Regions from separate parts of the Homo sapiens genome. Here region 2 is linked to region 1. A link is an interaction called in ENCODE POLR2A ChIA-PET data of the cell type or tissue named here. Cell type or tissue: Panc1. All regions are shown on one strand. Each heading gives the region's core, and the rest is flanking DNA. Links, peaks and the distances in the headings are about the cores only. Region 1 overlaps LINC01091 (long intergenic non-protein coding RNA 1091). Region 2 has its middle 300 kb from the start of LINC01091.

Region 1 (5,397 bases), core at 329-5,328:
GATGCCCCTCTGCAGATAACTCAGTGAAAATTGGATACCTTTTGTCAGCTCTATTTGGAGTCTTTTACTGGATTTGGGATCTCCAAAGCATTTCATCCTGAGAGAAAATCAAAACAAAAGCTATAAAGTTTACTACTCCTCTAGCTTAGAGCTGTCCAGGAAGAAAAATGTATGAATTCATTCAATCAACACTTACTAAGAGATAGTAAGAAATGGATGTGTGTGGATGGTATTTACAAATATTTTCAAGTTGCATCATTTTCCCTCAAGGAGTTTATAGTCTAGCAAAAGATGGATTTTTCCAAATTAATCTTAGTGGTATATAACATGATAGTGAGAACATGGAGAGAGGAAATGAAAATAAAATTTTGAGGCAGCTTGGAGGAGGATGAGATTACTTCCAGATGGTGAATTGAGATGTTCATGGAAGAGGCAGCATTATAACTAGAATGATGGATCAGCAGTATTCTTCAAATTGCATGCAGCTTAGATCAAATATATTTTAAAGGTGATTTCTTAGGAAGTTCGTTTACTTCCTGACATTTTATATTCTTCTGTATGCCATATAACAGACTCAAATGTATATAATGTAATGTAAGTGCCGTAGCTTATTTCTCACAAGGAGGCATTTATTCGAGACATTGTTATGTATTTTTTGCATAGCCACAATTATAAATATTTACATGAGTTTATAAATAATAGCGTACCAAAAGAAAAAGAAATTGTATCTGGTACTTACACACATACAATATTTGGAGGCTCTACACATAGCTAAGATTATTTTTGGACATTTCTGATTTGACTTACATAACTGTTTATGCTTAAGCCACAAAAGGTTTTCAAACTAAAGTCCATTATGATAATAGTGTGATGTATCAAAGGCATCCATGAGCTGAACTCATGTTCTTATACTAAAAGTCTTGGAAAACATTTACAATGTTTACAATGCCTTCACACACTTTTTTTCTCCTTATGGATGTATCTTTCTACTTAAAATAGCTGCATTTATTTTAGTAGTTGATCTCTTTCCTGGAAATTATTTTCAAAAGTAAATACAATTTTAGTTAAATAAATATTTTAAGTTTTGCTTCACATTTTCAATGTATTAAGCACTACATGGTAACTAGAAAATTGAAAGTTTTTATTAATTTGATTAATGTAAGCCATATTTTACATTCAGCAACCCCAAATTAAATAAAAACAATCATAGAGGAATTATAAAGAATGTGATTTACATCAGTTTAGTGCCGGGATGGCTTTTCATTTTCTAATCTTCCCTTACCATTTCGACTTTGCCCTGTTCCTGGTCAGCTGGGAAGTTATCTGCTGTGGGGTTTCCTGTTTGCCTGTTGCTTTTCTACCTTGGGGTGCTGTAGCTACCCATTTGGCTTGCTCGCTCCTAAAGCTATGACTGCAGCCATGTAGTCTTTCGTGTTTCACTTGAAACATGCTGACAGATGTGCTGACTGAACATTTTAACCAGTACACTTATTGTGGCTTCTTCTGAAGCTGATTAAGCTACCAAAACAATTCTATGTTCTTCTGCTGATTAAGCTACCAAAACAATTCTGTGTTCCTCTGAAGAACAAAGAAAGGGCAAAACCAAAAACATGAATCAAATAGAGCCAATATGGAAGATGTACAGCTTTAACAGAACATAAGAACTGTGGTGTTCAGTGGCTTTTGGAGGCCACATTCTTTCATGTGGAGAGAACATGGAATGGCTTACTGTCTTGCTATAGTTTGCTTTTACATTAGCACTAGATCTTACACTGGATTAGTCATTACTATTTGTAATGAGTCAATAAAACTTAAAAAATACCTTGGGACAGTTTTTCTAAGCTCAGGAAAATATGACTATAGCTAGGAGAATGATTTATTTCCAATTATTTATTGAGCTGCTATTATGTGATGAAGACTTATTTAAAGAGTAAATATTTTTGCAAGACATAGTCCCTGTCCAGGGGAACTGGTACACCATTGCTGAAACTGGTGTGGGGTCTTGCATGGTTGAAGGAAGTCAAAGCTCTAAGCCAAATTAAGGATTTTCTGGTTGCTGATAGAATATTAGAACTGAAAGGTCTTTCAGATATCGTCTACTCCTCTAATTTTATTTTATGAATATGGTAACTATAATTGTTACTTGTCAAAGATCACCCGGAAATTTAGCAAGAAAGTCATATATGAACATATTTTTCTTTCCTCTAAATCTGATGTTTTTTTCATGATATGACATATATATTTATATTAATTTAAATGGGTCAAATGTAATTTAATTTTACTTTTATTAGTTTAGTGTATGTATGTATATGTATATATAAAACAGTAGTTCTCTCTGGAGATTGGCATTGTACATATACATGTATATATATACACACACACACATATTCTTTGCAATAAAAATGAGATCACATTTAACCTACCATTTTGTACCTCACTTTTTCATCTAACTATTGCATGAATATTTTCAATGTGAATGAATATGTTAAGAATATTACTTTTATTGGGACTGCAAAATAGTCTATTCATCTTGTATTTTACAACATTTTACTTTGATGTAACTTTTAAACACGTTATTTGAGGTCAATATTTCCCTTTGTAAATCATTCTGCAATGAAGATCCACATAATTATATATTTATTCTCCATTCTTTCCTTTATATTTCCAGACCTAGAGTTTCTGGGTCAAAGGAAACACATACATGCAAGACTTTTGATCCACAGTGGGCCCACCAACAACACTTTCCACTCCCAATTTAAAAATCCATAGTTTATATTCAGTGCTGCAGGACTGTAAAATCCATCAAGGGTTAACAGGTCTATAAAAAAATCCAAACAAAACTTCTCAGCCAGAAATATGAAGTCACAATGGCTTAGCATCCACCCAGCAGGGCTGTCATTTCCTGAAATGTATTAGATGGACAGGTGGCATCGATTAAGCTCACAGAAGAAAAGTGTTTGTGATGGAGTCTCCCCATTTCCAGCCTTCAAAGGCAAGAGGATGATGATCTTAGATTTAGCAGTGGCCTCAGGAGGAGGCTTTTGTCACATCCTCATACATCTCTGACTCACATTTGCTAAAGCTGGAATGTAAAATGCATATATGAATTTATAACAACTTAGAAGTCTTCAGATGTTAATTAGAGAGCAAATATATTTACTAGCTGGGGTCATTGTGTCTCCTACCTCTTGTTTGAGTTTGCTTGCTGTGTGTGATTGCTTATCAATATAAGAGTAAATAAGAGTTATAATTTAATTGTTTACTGAAAGCTGCTAGATGTTTGTAATGAAAATACTAAATTCAGTGAGGTTTGCATCTATCTTTTAAAAGTAAGAATAAACATTCTAATATTTAAAAATTGTCAAAGAGAAAAATGCACATGTACTCTTTTTTCAATTTTAACCTCTGGCATTTTGCTGCCTTATGTAGTACGTGCTCTTTGTTTTTCTCGGATAAGAAATAGCTGTAGATGGTTTTTCAAGCATATTGTTTTTAGGTAATGCTTTGAGATTATGCTCCTTCATGATAATACTTGTAGACAGTTTCGAGCATGATGTTTGAGCACAGAAATTAACCTCTATTTGTGTTTCTGAAGCAGTCTGGAAATTCAAGGAAAATTGTTTTGCATTTGATTGTTTTATACCATCTGTGATTTGAATTTTTCATGTAGTAAATTATTAAATGCTATCTCTAAAGGTAAGATTTTTTTTCAGTTAAGTATTTCATTATCTAAGTAAATGCTAATAGAATTTCAGATTAAATTAATATTTAAAATAAATATATATGCAATTATTTTACCATCTTTATTTTATCTCTCAAGTATAAGCTAGTTCATATTTATAAAGGAAAACTGTCAATTTTAAATTTTCATTTTTGTTTACAAATTGATTTTTTTCTGATTATTGGATTCTAGGATAGCTCCAGGAAAGCTTATTAAAATTTTTATTACAGCTCGTTTTTGGATAATGTAGATTTGTACTTGGTAAAGACATTCATGTTAGTAAATATTATCATTTTAGATGAGCCTAGTCTACTTCAAAAATGAAGAAGAGTATATTGCTGTACTTAAATACAGGAAAGGTACATTTGCATGGAATGGAGAGATGTGAGGAAAATAAAAAAGCCCACATAGCATGGATAACTTCTGGCTTAGGGAAGACTCAGGCAGTAACTACGTGACTATTCTGGGTGATCACTAGGTAGTATGAGGGTCTTAGCCACCTGTCTGGGTGGGGTATGCCCAAGTTAAGAGTTGTGTTCCACTTGCCCTTGATAACTCCCTGTCAACCCAAATGTTTGCTCTAGAGAACAGCTTCCCTCTGTTTCATCAGATCCCTTTTCTTCTCATATTATAGTATAAGGCCCACTTCTTTCAGGACAGTTTCTCTAATTAACATCCAATGACCTCCAAACCATCGACATATTAACAATTCTGGATCCTTTCATTTACTCCTCACTTTTGTAATCATTATAGCTCTCATTTTTGTAAATGGGATGTGTGTCTGCATTGCTTCCCTTATTAAACTATAATCATGAATCTGGGATCATGGCTAATCTTGACTGTGTTCCCTGGAACAATAAACAAAATAGTTATAAATCTGAGCATTTCTAAATACATGCAGTCCCTAAGGGGAATTTTATACCAATTTCTTAAACATTATGTGGAAAATATGTTTATTCATTGGATTAAAAGGAGAGGAAGAAAAAGAGATGGGTCTGAGCACTGAAATATTTATCAAAGGTTTGCTTCATGCTGTACAGTGTACTGAAACTTTGTGACATGTTACCTCACATAATCCTTGCCACTGCTCACATGGAGATACTGTTAGATCCACTTACAGATGAGGAAATGGGGAGGTTTTTTTCTAAGTTTTAGGAAGTTCAGAGACTTGGTCTAGGAAACATCATTAGTAAATGGAAGCATTGGGACAAGAACTCAAAAAATATGTGACAGGAAAAACTCCTTCTCTTTGCCAATTCTAACATCTTCCTATTCATTTTCTACTGGGCTTATCTTAATGAAGTGAAGTAATGCTTTAAAACCCCTTTTTACATTTTAAACTTGCAAAGCTTTGGTGCTTAAGGTTTATAGTTCAGTAATTGATTCTACTTTATGGACTGTGAATTCTAGGGTGGATCATTCCACAGTAGATTCCTTATTCACCTTATCTATAAATATAGGACAATTGAATTTTTAATCTGGAAAGGACTCTAGGGATCACTTCATTCTGTACAACCATTATAGAGATTCTCTGGTTCTTAACAAAAATATCCAATTAAAACCTGTTGTGAAAATAAGAAGACAATGATTTTTCATTGCAGCGTAGGGCGGAAAATATCATTTTATTATAATTATTAGTGTAGTATTATACTGGTTTTGTAGGCATGCCAGCTCAC
Region 2 (5,397 bases), core at 209-5,208, 110 kb after region 1:
CTCTCCAAGTAGTGTCAATGTCAAGTTTGAGACCAGCCAGTTTTCCTGCTATCTCTCTGCATGATGGGTTTGGTTTTCATTTGCCCTTTTTTGAGAATGTAGCCATTTGGTGACTCAGCTGTATGTATGGGCAATTAATTAGATTCCCAAGTTTATCCTTGGAATAAATTGCAAATATAAATTGCAAATAAAAATGAAAAGCTCTTACCTTTGATGACATACGCTATATAAGGGAATTTCTTTCGATGGGAAGATTTGTGTATTCTCTGTTGCAGTCTATGATCAAAGTGTTTTGTCAAGTTGTCAGAAAGATATCAAACATCGCTGCAATCATTCATGTTAGGAACATTCTTTTTTATTCTTCTACTTTGTAGTCTCAGTCATAAGCTATCACCAATGTTAATTGCATCAATAACAATGAGGTCTCCATCTACTCTCACTGTTCCTGAATGTTGGCACGTATGAAAAGGAAAGAGGCCTTGCCTTGCAATCCAGACTTATTGCTCCCTTCACAGTCAAGGGAATTCCCTTCCTTTCTCTCTCTTCTTGTGTTAGACCCATATTTTCTATCTCTCATCTATTCTATTTTGTGGTCAAGCTCCTTGTTTTGTTAGAGCACCCCACAGGTGCTTCTGGAGAGAGAGAGGTGAGAGATTAACTTTTCAAAGATAATTTATATCTAAAATGTGTTTATTCTAATCTTCTATTTGACTGGCATTTTGTGTGAGTATAGGAATCTAGGTTGGAAATAAGTTTCCTTCTGTGTTTTGAAGGCATTTTTATATCATTTTGTTAATTTCTTGTGGTGATGTTAGTGAATGAAAGCAATTCTGATTCCCAGCAATTTGCATGTAACCAACTTTTCTCTTTGTTGGTTAGTTTGTTTTTTCATTTTTCTCTAGAAGCTATTAAAATCCCCTCTTTGCATGTTTATGAAATTTTACATTAATGTGCTTTGCTGTGGATCTACTCTTGACATTGTGTTGGGAACTAAGTATACCCTTCCGTTTTAGAAACTCATGTCCTTCAATCTTGTGATACTATCTTGAATTATTTTATTAATAATTTTCTCCCTCCTATCACCTCATTTTCTATATTTCTTTTTCCTCTTTGAAATTCCTATTATTCTGATGGTGAACCTCCTAGAATGGACTTCCAAGTTTCTTACCTTTCTCTCTTAATCTATGTGTTCTTTTGTTCTATATTCTAGGATAATTTCCATAACTTTATGTTTTATATGCTTTTAAATTTACTTTTACATTTTAAAACATGTTTTATTTTATTGTATTTATTTTGTTTCCTTTAAATATCTTATTTTTAAATATTTAATTTTTTTCTTTCTTTTTTTTTACATTTTAAGAGCTACTTTTTGTTCTCGACATATTTCTTTTCTTGGAGGATGCCCATCTGGCTTCAGGGCTGCAATTTGTTTTCTTATCTTCTGTTGATATCTTTTTTTTAATAACTACCTTTAAAAAATGTCTCTGCATAGTTTCTATTTCTTCCAAATTTCTTTTATTCTTTTTGGTTTGTTTAGTCTCTATCTTATATGGAAGAAGCTTTTCTCAGATGACAATTCTGGGATCTCTGCTAATGATTAAGGATGGGGGAGTAACAAGTGATTGCAAGCATTGACATGTGGATGAGATTGACGACCTTGACTTCATTTCAGGGTGATCAGGAAGGGCTAATGATGGCATACCTGTCACGTAATTTCCTATTTTCATTAGGTACTCAGTTGTTTAACTGTGCCTGGAATCCTTTTGTCCAGACAATATCCCTTTTACCTTCTTCAGACATTAGGATTTCTTCAAGGATGCAGAAAAAAGTAGCCACCTAAAGTCATGAAGCAGGAGAAGGCATCTAGGGCCTTAAGGATCTAATGATTCCTTAAACATCTTCTCTTCATCTTTCACTTTACTGTAGCATGACATCCTTCACTCCAATTCTAAATTTCCCAGTGCAACTGCATCCTGAGCATTTTAAAGATTGTCCTGTTTAAACTGGGTTGCCTCCCCTCTGTGCCCACTACAATCTTAGATCCCTTTACTAAAAAGCTGAAGCCTAAGGGTTTTAAACAGTTTTCCAGTGGATACCACCCCAAGATAATTCAGGGAGTGTCTCATATAGTTCTAAGGGGAAAGTCATGGGGCTTGGTTTATGGGCCATGTAGAGAGAAGTGTTAAAAAATTATCATTTCTCTTTCTCCTTTTCACCTTTAGTCTGCTGTTCAACCAGTATAGTGAAATCACTTTAAGTAAAATCCTGTTTTGCTCAAAACACTGTGAATCTTCCAGTGTAACTCCAGTTCCCACATTCTTACTTGAGCTTTAATATATCATTTGTGAAAGAAAGTCAACACTAATTTATCCAAATTTCCCTTTGAATAAACTTTAAAGTAGCCAGAGCAAACTTAACTATAATTTTACTGTTAATCAATAATAGAAATTAGCTAAAAGGAAGATCTGAAAATCAATACACCCAGCTTGTTTGCGTGTTGGTTGGTTTTGGTCATCAGACCATATGCCCACCATTTTCAAGTTTTAGAATTAATAATTGACTGCTCTTATGGGAGAGGGAAGAAAAAAGAAGAGGAAGAGCAATTAGATTGCGTGATTTATGGAGAGAGGATAGAATAAAAAAATACCAGAGAGCAGAATTGAAAAGCAGGAGTTTTAGCATTTTTGTTGATGTTGTTTGTTTACTTTAACCTTAAGGCCATTTGATTTGGGTGAGGAAGTTTGCAGCTTTGAATGACCAAATAATAAATTCAGTAATATAATTTTTAAGTGAAGTCATTTAACTGTTTATCTTTTCCTCTCATGTGCTATATTCTAAGATGTCCAAATACTTAAGGCTTTGTTTGTAAAGTTGCTCAGAAATCTATGGGATAAACAGGCCAAAATTTGATTTTATTACATTCATAGTTCTTAATTAAAATACACATTTGTAAATTCAGTTTTACAATCATATATCTTCATGGAGTACCACCTCATCATATGGCCTATGTACTTTGCTGGGCATATAAATTTGGCTAATTATGTAGCTCCTATCCTTAGTAAATTTATAGTGCAGGTGGGGAGAAAACAGCCGAACAGATATTTCAGAATAATGTGATCCATGTAGACATTTATCAGTTACAACTACAATTGTGTATCACAGAAAGTGGCTTAAGTAAAAAATGGCATTTATTGGCTCATATAAATGAAACATTCAGGGGTATGCCTCCTTTTCTGTGAGGCACTAATGCATTCACATAAAGTCACTATCTTCAGGCCCCACAGAGGAGCCCTGGCTTTGCCAGGCTCACATTGTTAGCCCAGCAAATGTTTAAGAAAATGGATTCTAGCTTTCTCTCTAATCCAAACTGGAATTGAATCTGATCATCTTGAATCAGTCTTATTTGTCTTGTTAATATCTGCCTTAACCTACTACTTTTATTGCTGTGACCAAGCACACTGGAGTATTGCAGTAATACTGAAGTGGCTTAAATGAGTTGTATCTGTGCTGAGTATAGAATATCTTCAGCCTTCGGAGTGGGCAAGCAGAGCCTGAGGTAGCCAGAGTCCCCTGACTAGCCACCTCTGGCCATCAGCAGCTTCATGTGACATTCTAATTAATATCAATTTTTATGTGGACCATGCTAAGGATAAGATTGGGAAATACTGTCTTAACCAATTTTTATCACTAGAGAGATACAGTACTTTGATTGGTCATCCTTGAAATTGGCTGATATCAATTATATGTGAATTCTACGAATGGAGAGTCAGTGAAAGGGTGTAATTGCTCTAAAATGCATTTGGTAGGTTGTTAGCAGAGTGAAGGAGTTTCAAACAAATGGTCACTCAACACAGTGGTGAAGGTCTGATTCTGTATTTTATTGTCAGAAAATTGGAGCTCTTCTCATGCTCTAGAAATAAAATATCACAGAGCTTTATGTTTGAAATGTTTCTCAATGCATACATTGACAAAATAATTGTAAGAATGCTACCTTTTTCCTAACTTTACATTAAAATTAAATTTTTGAGTATTTACACCAAGCAATTTGTATTAGTTAAAAACAACAAGGAAAAGACAAGGAGAGGAAGAACTTGAAGTGAAAATTTTCAATGAAAGTTCATCCCTGTGTGAAAGCCTCCACTTCATGGGCATGACAAATACCCCTTGATGTAGGCACCACCCTCATTTATAGGCCTGGAGCACGCTTTTAACAGTCTGGAGAACCCCCAGGGAAATTGGTTTCTTAGGATTATTGCAAATAAGATCTGATTAGTTAATTATTCCTTTGTCTGAAAGAGCCCATTAAATTTGATGAAGGAATCTGTCAATGCATTTAAAGGTACAACTGAGTGAAAGGTGAGAACAAATGCTGACAAGTATGGTAAACATAAGACACACCTGACAAGACACAGGACAAGTTAAGCAAATGGCTCATAAAACTGATTTAGCAGGAGGATAGTAAAATCCTTCCTTTCAAGGGATTTGCCTTTTTACTAAGCATTTATTTGGAGACAGGATCTACTAAGGAAGGTGGACTGCATAGTTTTTACTAGAATTTACAGACATCAATCTTGTATAATAATTCTTTATAATGGCACTAAATCTATTAAGTTCTTACAGACATTTTTCGTTTACATAAACATTTTCTTTGACTAAAGTCAGACATTCACTCTTTCTTGGCCATAATAATTATTTTTGACAGGTACTCTTCTATATCTCTTTTAAACGTCATACAGAATTGGGTTTCTATTGTGGTGAAAGCTGCCATAAGGTAATGATTTAGAAATAATTACAATGAGAAATTGGCCTAGGGAAGACCCAAAAAACTTCACCCTCTGCTAAGAAATTGTATAGCTACTACTTCATACTCCTCTAGTTATAGATTATTTCATCCAATAACCACTATGATAATAGTTATTCGTCATATAAAGGCCTTTAAAAGGATGGAGATTTATTTTGTTTTTAAATAAGCACCCAGGCAATTGAATGTTTATTCAAAACATATCTGAACCTCAATGGTCTGGAAAATGCTTAAATTCATGAACAGTTGCAAAATTTGTAGCTTCGGAAGACAATGAAACCAGACTTCTTGGTAACATTTTATAGTAGTCTGAGATTTTCTCATTGTACTGTCTAATGAGATATCTACATGTCTATTGTTTTTTAAGGCTGTGGTGAATGTCGAGTTATGCCTGTGCTTTGGCCATCATTGCTACTGGGCAAAGTCTGTTCTCTAAGTTATACCCCTTCATTAACAACAATGTAATGCTAGATGCTGAAACAAATAAACCCCAAATTCCTTGTGGCTTAACATAATGTAAATTTATTTCTCACTCATATCAAGCTGAAGTGGCAGCTGGGGCTCTACTCTCTGCAGCTCACAGGGACCCAGTTTTA

The links. ChIA-PET counts read pairs that join two places held together with the same protein. Peaks named below come from ENCODE experiments on the same cell type or tissue, not always from the same donor. Only the 100,000 strongest peaks of a DNase experiment are listed, where the experiment ranks them.
Region 2: POLR2A ChIA-PET joins it to region 1 with 6 read pairs; 2 of 35 experiments call an interaction of 5 or more read pairs at or near these places.

The regions. Positions count from the first base shown.
Region 1 is chr4:123,835,662-123,841,058 of GRCh38, forward strand. All of the region lies in intron 4 of LINC01091 (long intergenic non-protein coding RNA 1091), which reads left to right. Among named protein-coding and RNA genes, the nearest start is that of LINC01091, 190 kb to the left of the region's middle. In Panc1, for the core only: no CTCF peak of the experiment used is centred there; no DNase peak of the experiment used is centred there; H3K27ac peaks cover 3,338 bases.
Region 2 is chr4:123,946,316-123,951,712 of GRCh38, forward strand. No RefSeq gene overlaps it. Among named protein-coding and RNA genes, the nearest start is that of LINC01091, 300 kb to the left of the region's middle. In Panc1, for the core only: no CTCF peak of the experiment used is centred there; no DNase peak of the experiment used is centred there.